2 separate regions of the Mus musculus genome follow, and region 2 is linked to region 1. The links are chromatin loops, found by intact Hi-C in ENCODE. Cell type or tissue: left cerebral cortex. All regions are shown on one strand. Each heading gives the region's core, and the rest is flanking DNA. Links, peaks and the distances in the headings are about the cores only.

What was found. A loop is a pair of places that touch in the nucleus more often than their neighbours do. Peaks named below come from ENCODE experiments on the same cell type or tissue, not always from the same donor. Only the 100,000 strongest peaks of a DNase experiment are listed, where the experiment ranks them.
Region 2: it touches region 1 in a loop (5-fold over the local background); 1 of 42 quality-filtered maps calls a loop at or near these places.

What each region holds. Positions count from the first base shown.
Region 1 is chr8:94,936,088-94,941,460 of GRCm38, reverse strand. It overlaps Adgrg5 (adhesion G protein-coupled receptor G5), which reads right to left. Exons shown (of 12, transcript NM_001145972.1): 7 at 4,949-5,101; 8 at 4,119-4,240; 9 at 3,620-3,888; 10 at 2,803-2,920. Among named protein-coding and RNA genes, the nearest start is that of Adgrg5, 15 kb to the right of the region's middle. In left cerebral cortex, for the core only: no CTCF peak of the experiment used is centred there; no DNase peak of the experiment used is centred there.
Region 2 is chr8:94,873,001-94,878,373 of GRCm38, reverse strand. Dok4 (docking protein 4) reads left to right here and starts at 2,062. Exons shown (of 9, transcript NM_053246.3): 1 at 2,062-2,243. In left cerebral cortex, for the core only: a CTCF peak has its summit at 3,884 (motif pointing left); DNase peaks (open chromatin) are centred at 2,028 and 3,862; H3K4me3 peaks cover 1,564 bases.

The sequences.
Region 1 (5,373 bases), core at 141-5,140:
GACCTTCAGGAGGCCAAGTGCACCTGAGCCTTGGGACCAGCTCTTGTCCCTGTCTGGTCTTGATGTCCCATCAATCATAACTTGCCAGATAGTTCAAATATATGCCACAGCTCCTCTGCCCAGCTTCCCATCAGCCACCACGGCAGGATCACCTGTCACCTCTGCCCACTCCTCTCAACCAGGATGCCTTCAGCCTCAAATCTGACCCAACTGAACCTCCTCCCCTCCTCCTGCTGCTTCACGTCCTCCACGCCAACCTGAGCAACATTCTAGTGGATGGCTAGCCTGGGCTCTTGCTCTAGAAGATTCCTCTTCTAGCCTACACCCACCATTGTCATCATCTCAATCCCACCTTTGTGCAGAGGTAATCTTTGACCTTTGACCCACCTAGACCTGAGCTGTGTGTGAAGCACCACCCATGGATTGGCGGTAGGTGTTCTAGCATTTAAGAATGGTGGAGCGGATGAGCAGGTGGGAAATCCCACAGAGGGTACTGAACTTGAGGTCCCCCTGGACCCTGACCTCTCTAGGACATCTTCAGGACAGGTGCTCAGGTCAGAGACCACACCCCATGGCCAACGTAGGTCGCCCCAGGCAATCCTCGTGGTAGGCCAGCAGCAGGCACCTAATCATCTCCATTCTACAGTTAGGGAAACTGAGGTTTCTGCTCAGGAGCACATCCTGGTTAGCGGCAAAGGTAGGACTTGAAGCCCCTTGGTCTGGACACTGAGTCTGGATTCCTGTCACAGTCATGTATTTAGATCCCCCTGACTCCATCCTGGGGCCCTGACACTGGACTCACAGTGTTGCTGAACATCATTTATGGCCAGCAGTGAGCACCCTTTGTTTTTGCTGCTACAGAATATTCTAGCATGAAGGCTCTACCTCTGCTCACTACTTTAGCACCTCTGCTGCTGCATGACCGGACTGTATCTAAGGGGTGCTTTTTAAAATGTCATTTCAGTTTAAGGATGCAGACAGATAAAAGGTGGGTAGATGGGTAAATAGATGATTGATAGATAGATAGATAGATAGATAGATAGATGCATACATACATACATACATACATACATACATGAATAAATGGATGGATAAACACACAGACAGACACATATGTATGTAATACATACATAGATGGATAGATAGATAGATAGATAGATAGATGAATACACACATAGATAGATAGATGAGTAGCTAGATACACAGATTAATAGATGATAGATAGATAGATAGATAGATAGATAGATAGATAGATAGGTGCGTGGATGAATGGATAGATGATACATAGATACATAGAGTTAGTTCTATGGGCTTTTAATGGAAGATAAAAGTCACCAAAGCAGGATCATAATCTGAAGGACAGAAAGGGATGACACAGGGAAGCTGGTTGTAGTACAAAGGTTTCCGAACTCCTGGTGGCAGCCAGGAGCTAGAGATGGGCAATGTCCTGGGGGACCACCCTGAAGCTGCTGGTGGGCTGAGTCCCAGCTCTTAGTTGACAGCCTGGGACCTCATGGATGAGTTCGTGAGCTGTCCGTGCCTCAATGGCCCTATGAGGCTGGCAGAGAGGCTGAACCCTCACTGTGACCATTGAACATATACTCATCCACCGAGCCTACCCCACAAACCATCAGCCATTCTGAGCTGCCAGGGAGAGCCACAGAGGTGGGATGCTCAACTCTCCAGATAGCTTCATGAGGGTCTCACTAATTACTTTATTTATTGTTTGTATGTGTGTGGTGTGTGGAGGCATGTGTGCCAGGGCATGCACAGATGTGGTCAGAAGACAGCTTTTGGGAGTTGGTTCTCTCCTCCCACCATAAGTTCTGGGAATAAAACTTGGCTTGGGAGCTTTCTGCCTTTACCCACAGTGTCTCTCTCTCTCTCTCTCTCTCTCTCTCTCTCTCTCTCTCTCTCTCTCACACACACACACACACACACACACACACACACACACACACACACACCTGTCCATGGTTCTTTTTACACTACAATATTGCACCCAGCTGTTAGAAGTGTTCTGTAATGATAAGCCTGATGTCCTTGGATATAGAAAGCCACAGTAGAGTTTGTCTCTACCTCTGCTGACTCCCTGCAGGCCCTGAAGAGGCTAAACTCATCCCCCATAACATTCACCTCCCCTGAGTCTCACACCAGCTGCATGGGAGCTGGGATGCTGGCAATGTCTTGTGTTCTGTACAAGGAAGGGAGAGCTAAGCTGAGCCTGCAGCTAAACAAGATAGATAGATAGATAGATAGATAGATAGATAGATAGATAGATAGATAGATACATACATACATACATACATATATATATATACATACATGCATACATACATAGGTAGATATATAGATGGATAGATAGATAGATAGATAGATAGATAGATGGATGGATGGATGGATGGATGGATGGATGGATGGATGGATGTAAAGATAGGTGGGTGGCCTGAAGACACAGTAATCAATCAGGTACCAACCAAACTAAGTAGCTCTGGGACCTGCACTGGATGAAACCACAGGACCAACCCATTTGGCCATGTGATATACAGCCAAATGTTGCAAGGAGGCCCTCCTAACTGGTCCTAGAGACTCAGCAAGTATTGGTGTCCACTCTATGGCCTCCTAGTCAGTCAGCACAGAGCAGGTCTCCATGGCTGCAGAGGCCTCAGGGACACAGAAAGGGTGGCAGAACCCTGTGGAATCCCCCCCCCCATCAAAACCATGACCGCCTCTTTGCCCCTCAGCCATCAATCACTTCACCATAGAGGACCTCATGGCCCTCCTACCTCACCAGGCACTCACATGGACACATTCTGGAAGCCTGTGCCATTTTCCTGGCTTTTGGAGAGTGAGGTCACACAGGGTCCATACACTGAGCTCTTGATCATCAGAAGCAGCAGCACCAAGAGGGCTGGAAACCCTGAGGGGTGAGACAAAGACTCAGGAGGCCCCAAGACAACCCGGCTCTGATCCTCTGATCCTGTCTGGGCCTGGTGACAGAGGAGGGGTGCACGCTGTGCTGCTGAGCTGCAGCTCCAAACAACTTCCAGCCTCAGAGTCAGGACGTTTGTCTCAGAAGAGGCTCCCCTCTAAGGTGTTAATGAGATGCCAGGCTGAGTGGCAGCCGAGGTGGTGGTGGTGGTGGTAATGGTGACCTGAGATGTGGTAAGGAGCTAACAGGAGGTGGCATTGGTTGGGAAACTTGAAAGGAAATGGAGATGGGCTGAAGCAGTGATGGAGGGGTCTGTGATGGTGCTGATGTGGTAAAGATGGTGCGGAGAGGATGGTGGGATGTAGTGAAGGTGAGGAAGGTGATGGGGATGGTTGAGATGGGGTGGGTAGAAATGGGAGTAAAGCAGTCATGGGTAGCAGAGGGGGGACACGATGGTGGTGATAGTGGGGACAGGGGACTTGGGGCAATGGCAGTGTTGAAAGCTGAAGTAGTAGACATGACCATGACGGCAGAAGCAATGATGGTGCTGGGGGTGGAGGTGATGCGGGAGCCAATGTCATTGATGGAGATGGAGTTAGAAATGGTCATCGTGAAAGGCAGGAGGACTTGGGGTCAGCACCTTGTACCCTGGAAGTTCCAGAGACCAGTGAGATAGGTGTCCCTTACCCCAGCCCAGCATGCAGAGCTTGAGCAAGTATCGGCGAATGTAGGCGTTGTAGACACGCCCCAGGAAAAGGTAGAGGTTGAAGCCTTCGATGGCCATCCAGGTAAGGCTGCTGAGCAGTGCGTAGTGTAGGACAGCAGCCAGCACCTTGCAGACGGGCCTGGGCATGGTGGGCAGGGTCATCTGGGAGCTCAGAAGGAAGGTGACGTTCAGGAGCAGAACAGAGCCATTCAGGTTCATGTGGATACGTGTGGTGGAATCGCTTTGCTTCCTGTGGGTAGGACATCACCCAGATAGTACCATGGCCCGGCTCACAACGATGGGGAAACTGAGGCAAATGGGAAGGGACCTAATGGCTGCCACAGTGTTAGTCTGGCTTACTTCTGGCGGCCTATTCCTCAGAGTCACACCCACCTGCCCGGGGCGTGGAAGCAGACACTGGGGCAAGAGGGAAGACCCAGATCAGCAGTGGGGCAAGGCAATGAGCATACAAAACGTTACCTGGACTGAGCGTACAGCAGTATGGTGAGCAGCGAGGCCACGATGGAGATGCTGCAACCCACAAAGGAGATGTACTCAAGAGGCACCTGCAGCTCAGCGGGCACGGGGTCTCCAGAGAGCTGCTACAGGGCAAAAAGAGCTGAGAGCCTGAGGCATAGAAATGTCCAGCTCTCTCTGAGCTCTGCCGGAGAAGCCTCCCAGACCTCAGCCCCAGGCCTGCAGCCCAGCCCAGTACTGCCTTGAATGAAGCTGTAGCCTGCATCATGGTCTTTGCCACCTATAACTGCTATCCTTGTCCCTCCCCGAAAGCGCTCTTGAGCCATTCTATGTACAACAGCTGGGGAACGGCTTCTTTCACTGCATGGACAGGTGTGCCAACCCTGGTGTGTCTGGGGCCTTCCTCCTGCCACCTACAGTGACTGACTCAAGAGCCTCTTCCCAGATTTGATCCCAAGACGGAGGCTGGGGCAGGGAGGCTCTTGGAATCCACTGGTCTGTTAGGCAGCTAAGGCATGAGCCTGCAGATGCTGGCCGCTGCATCATTATTCCCCTGAGCATCCTTAGCTGAGGGCCAAGCCAGGATGGAGCAAGCATAGTCAAGGGCTAGAGATGGAATCCTGACTTAGTGTGATTTAGCACCTGGATCAAGCCATGCCTAAAGCCTAGACAAACTTTTAAAGGAATGCAAGTCCCTACGTTTATTTATGTGACTTAAGCCTAAAAGGCTTGGGCTTACTGGATTATGCTGTCCTTAGCCTTGAGTCTGTACCACATATCAGCCCCCCCCCCGCACTTCTCATCCCCCTCCCTCAAGGTGAATGCCCCCATACCATAAGCACAGCGAAGTAGGTGAGATGGTTGCAATGGCAGAGAACCTGGGTGGCTGAGGGCTGCTCTGTATAACAGCCCTCAGGGCTCCAGGCCCCCCAGCTGCTCTTGCTGGCTCCCTCCTTCCAGAAAACACAGGATACTGTATACCCTTCCTGAAATGAAATGTGGGTGTCAGTCCAAGGGTGCTAGACAAGATCTTATATTAGGGGCTGGGAGACTGGGGCCCAAGAGAGAGTCAACTACACCACTGTCAACATTTTGTGGAGTCTGGCTGGGCTTTGACAATCTCAGATGCCAGCCCTGCCTTCACCACAAATCCTCAGTGTCCTGGACGAGTGGGCACTCTTCTCCAAGCCTTGGTTTATTCATCTGCAAAATGGACCATACATATCCAAGTCCCGAAGTTGGCAGAAACACAAAAGAC
Region 2 (5,373 bases), core at 70-5,069, 63 kb after region 1:
GAGCAAGATGCTCTCTCTGGACACATAACTGATAAATCCAGCTATTCCAGAGGCTGAGGCAGGATTACACATTTAAGGCTGGCCTGGACTACGCAGTAAGTTCAAGGCCAGTCTGGGTATTGAGAGCCTGTCTTGAAATAGAAAGTAAAAACTAAGGCTGGGATGTAGCTCAGTGGTAGAGCCCTTGCCTACCATCTGAGAGGCCCTGGGTTCAGTCACCACTAACAAAAGTTACCAAGTGAAAAACCACCAGGGATTACACTTTTTATGATTCCAGCTGTGAAACCTTCGACCAGCTGTAGAAATGGGGAACCCCAAGATGTCCCCCAGGGTTACTGAGGAGAGAAAGGAAGGGGGCAGAGGGACACTTTTGCGGATATAGAAACTCCCTATGGTGACTTCAAGTTGCTAACGTTCAGGGTAGGAAAACATCAGGGACTCAGATTGACTCTGTGTCAGACCATCCACCCGCATGTGGATCTACAAACAGATTTATAAGTGTAAAGCCAAAAATTAGATACAAATTTGGGTATGGTGGCACTTGGGAGGCAGAAGAAGGCAGGTCAAGGCCAACCTGGTCTATACATCCAGTTCCAGGACTGCTAGAGAAATCCTGTGTCAAAAAAAAAGGAGGAGAAAGAGGAAGAGGAGGAGAAGAAGAAAGAAAGAAAGAAAGAAAGAAAGAAAGAAAGGAAGGAAGGAAGGAAGGAAGGAAGAAAGAAAGAAAGAAAGAAAGAAAGAAAGAAAGAAAGAAAGAAAGAAAGAAAGAAAAGGGAATTAGCACAGTGGGTAGAAGTAGATATTGAGTAAAAATTTTGAAAGAGAATGAAGTTTAGGAATCCCACTTAGAGATGATACTTCTAAATTTCATTATATTATTACAATTAATTTGCAGTTCAGGGGATTGAACCTAGAGAAGGTTCCTTCCTTCCTTCCTTCCTTCCTTCCTTCCTTCCTTCCTTCCCTCCCCCCTCCTCTCTCTCTCTCTTTCTTTTCTTCTTTCTTTCTTTCTTTCTTTCTTTCTTTCTTTCTTTCTTTCTTTCTTTCTTTCTTTCTTTTTGTTTCTTTCTTTCTCCCCCCCTCTCTTTTTCTTTCTTTCTTAAGTAGGATCTCACTAAGGCTGGCCTTGAACTCATCAGCTTCCTGCCTCAGCATGGGATTATAGACAAGTACTACTAGGCCAGGCTAAGAGGCCTCTTTTTGTTGAAACTCTCTTTTTTTCTCTGTGGCCATACAGCTTCTCTAGCAGTGTCCCAGGATGAAAGCAGTTCACTCTGAGGGCTTGAGAGCTGAGGACTTTATGAGCTGCTGTTTGAAGTAAAGCAGAGGGTCAAGTTTGGAAGCTGCATGGGAAGGTCAGGAGGTCATGGGAAGGTCAGGAGGTTCAGTTTAGCATCCAGGAAGAAGAAAGCCATTTCCTGTCCTATAGCCCCGTGGCTTCCACTTAACACACACTTTAGTGACAATCCTGGGACATTTTAAGCGGACAGAAAATGGCTCCTTTACTTTGCTGGACAAGGCTGAGTCTCTAGTGTTCCGGCAGAGGGGGTGGGGAGGTAGGGTTGGGAGGATACGGGGCAGGGGATATACATGCGTGGGTACTGGGTTCTTGATTCCTTCATGCATTAGGCTAATCTCTCACAGAGTGCAGCTGAGTGTGCGATTGGGGAAGTGGGGCAGGTACTGAGCAGGACTGGATGGTAGCAAAGTGTATGTCTAGCAGGGTACTGACTCTTGATGTTGGGAGGTGAGGTTCAAGGACTGGGAGTTGATATAGGGTTCAGCCTCCAGCAGATGCAAGACCACGTGGGTTTGAGTTTTAGAGCTCAGGGAGGAGCTGGTGCGACTGAGGTGGGTACTAGAAGTGAGCAGAGGGCTAGACTGCCAGGCGGAAATTTCTGTCCTAGTAATAAGACTTTGGCAGGACTCCGGGACGAGGCGTGGCTCCGAGAAGGGGCGTGGCACGATGCCAGGGATGGGCGGGGGCGTGGCGGTGGGGCGTGGCGCGGCGCCAGGGCGGCGCGGGGCGTGGCCTCAAGGGGCGTGGCGTCGCGGATCAGCAGAACCAGCTACCTCCCGAGTCTCCTCTGGATCCGGAGCTGGCGGCTGCGCTTCACTTCTAGCTTACAACCAGAGCCGCGCGCCGCCACCCTACCTTCCCCTCCCGGCCGCGCCGAGACGCGGGCATGAGCCCGCCCCGCGTCCCGCGGAGCCAGCGCCCCGGCCCGGGCCTCGGCGCCTAGGTAAATAGGGGAATACGAAGCGCGGGGGGGGGGGGGGATCCCTAGGCCTCACCGAGACGTGAGACTCCCGCAACTCTCATCCTGGGGCGCCTGTGGTCACCTCCGGAGCCCGCGGGCTCTCCCAGCTATGGGAGCGTCCTACTTTAAGGAAGGAGGACTCAGACGCGCCTCTCGAAGCCAGCGAGACCCTGAAACTCCCTGAGCCGTCCTCAACCAGCTCCCATCTCTAGGAAGCGCAGGTGTGAGTCTTACCTCACCTGTATTCCCCATGTAACCCATCAGAGAAACCCAGATCCCCGGTTCCCTGAGCCTCTTCCCGGAAGCAGCCTTCCTCGCCTTCCTGCTCCCCAAATTCCAAGAGACACTTTCCTTTTACTGCCTATCCGACCTGCAAGTGGCATTCCTATTCATTGCAGTCCTCCGGGCTAGCAGCCTCCTGCCTTAAAACCTTTCTCCTCTGGCTCTGGGAGTCTGTACACATTCTTTTGGAGACAGCTATCTGTCACAGCATAAGGACCGGAGTGGAGCCTTGGGCAGTCGGGAGTTCTGTGCAATCTGCCTGCGTGGAGCGGTGGGAGCAAAACAATTGCCAGACACTTGGATGGAGGGCTTTGATAAGACAGGGCAGCCAGGGGCCAGGTGTCAGCTCCAGCACATTCCAACAGCCTCCAGGGGCTGCGCTTCCTGCACATTCTTTGAGGGCCCTTTTCGGAGAAATGCAGGCTGCTGTGTAGGTATCCCAGGTAGGTCCCAGGAGCTGTGTCCCTCTCGCTCTGCTGCTAGTCTCTGTGCCTGGGTGCTGGGTATTCCTGGGCAGGGCACCAGGCTGGATGTGACCTCATCCAACAACCCCAGCCAAGGTGGGGCCCCTAGCCAGGCTCAGACAGTGTCAGCAGCAGCACAAGTCCCCTGAGGCAGCTTTGAACAAACTGTGGATCACGGACCCGGCTGGTTCTCCTGGACTTTGCTGGTCTTGCCAGTTGGCACCGAGATGTGGAGAAGTGGGAGCCCGCTGCCGCTTACACTCTCTGGAAGCAGAGCTGATAATGGTGTTGAAAGGATGGGGACAATGCTAGATATAATTAGTGTCCCTCCCTAGATTGGCATCCACTCTGTCCTTTATCAGTGTCCTGGTCACTGGGATGGAGCTATAGCTAGATAGAAGGGGCTTGGGAACTGTCATTGTAGGTGTCCCTACATGGCCAAGTGACAGATGAAGGAACCGGGAACATCAAATCTCATAGTGACATGTGACAGACTGAAACACTGGATGTTGAGAGACAGCTAATTAGCAAGGCCAGGGTGTCAGGAGGGCCTGAAGGAGGAGGCAGATTTTCAGCGGAGCTCCAAATGAGGCAGTGGAATATACTTGAGACCATGGGAGGGAGTTTAGTTAGAGGCAGGAAAAAGCAAGCGCAGTGAACTTTACTGAGAAGGCTTTATGTACTGAGAGGTGGCAGGGTACCAGGGGAGAACAGACAGCAGTGGTATGAGGCATTGGACCACATTGCTGGGGACCATGAGTGTTCAGATGTCCTGACCCCCCCATGTTCGCTCTGCCTGGTTCAGTACTTGTGGCTGGCTCTCCTTGGACCAAACCTTCTGGGGCTTAGGGATCTATGGAAGCGCCCCCTGCTGGTCGCAGACAGCAACCACACAGGGATGGGGCAGTTGGTAGTTAAGGTGGAGACAACCCACCTGCAATCAAATCTCTGCTGTGAAGTGAAAACAGACCGAGGACGGTGAGATAGTGTCCAGGTAGGGCTGATTTGCAGCCCTGATAAGATCAGATCTGTCAAGGGTGGGGCAGCCTGGCCAGGCAGGACTCAGGCTCTGTGGTGTTTGTTCTCGAGCCAAGGCCTCCAGGCAGGGTTCTGGGAGGGAGCATTTAGTGCAGCCTATGGGGCAGGTGGGTAGGGAGGGCTCTAGAACGCCTCCTGTATCCTCCCTACAGGATGCTGCCCTGGCTGGGAAGGGCAGCAGTGTGTGTTGTCCAGTTTTGCTGTTTGTGGTAGCTTGGACTAAGGCAGCTACTATCCCTCCAGGAATAGCCATCCACATTGATACTACTAGGATAGAGGAGAGGTGGGTGGGAGGCTTAACCCTAAAACCATGAGAATGGCTACTGGAAACCCATCTCGCCCATTTAGTATACAGTACTCAAAGACTTCATGTCCAAAGCTGAGGGTGCCACACATTTGGAGGGATCTGTCCCTCTGTGAGAGACTAGTAGTGGCCATGGATAGGTAGGGTTTTTTTTTTTTTTTTCCTGCCCTTACTTATTGGCTGTTGAGCCTTCGAGGGGGGGCTTGGGGCAGATTGGGGATTACTTTCTGTTTAAAATCTTGTACTAAGTCTTGGTAGGGGGTGCAGGTAAGGCATGGGTCCCTGTTGCCTGTTAAATCCATGGATCTTTCTCTCTCTCTCTTTTTTAAAAAGATTTATTTATTTATTTTATGTAAGTGAGTACACTGTAACTGACAGATGGTTGTGAGCCTTCTTGTGGCTGTTGGGAATTGAATTTAGGACCTCTGCTCACTCCTGTTGGCCCCGCTCCGCTCACTCTGGTCAATTCCACTTGCTCAGTCTCTGCTTGCTCCGGCCCAAAGATTTATTTATTTATTATATGTAAGTACACTGTAGCTGACTTCAGACACACCAGAAGAGGGCTTCAGATCTCATTACAGGTGATTGTGAGCCACCATGTGGTTGCTGGGATTTGAACTCAGGACCTTCGGAAGAACAGTCAGTGCTCTTACCCACTGAGCCATCTTACCAGCCCTGGATCCCTCTCTTGATGCTCTCTCTTTCCAACCCTCTTTGCACTCCATTTTGGGACTGGGTCAGTATTTGCGTCTACAACCTAACTGGGAACTTGAATGAGACCAGAGAAGGCAGGTCTTGGGCTGTCCCATAGACGTTACTTTTCAGTGATTCTAGTGTTGGGTGTTCTTGGGAACACCACGGGTTGTACAGAGGAGATGGCTGATGGAGCCAGTAAGAAGTAGCCTCATCGGGTTTATGGAGACTGGTTTGTAATGGGGGCCTGGGCTGGGCAGGAGGCTCTGGAGAATGGAGCTACCTCCTGGCTTCACTCCTCATTTAAAGGAGAAAGACTGGCCTTGAATTT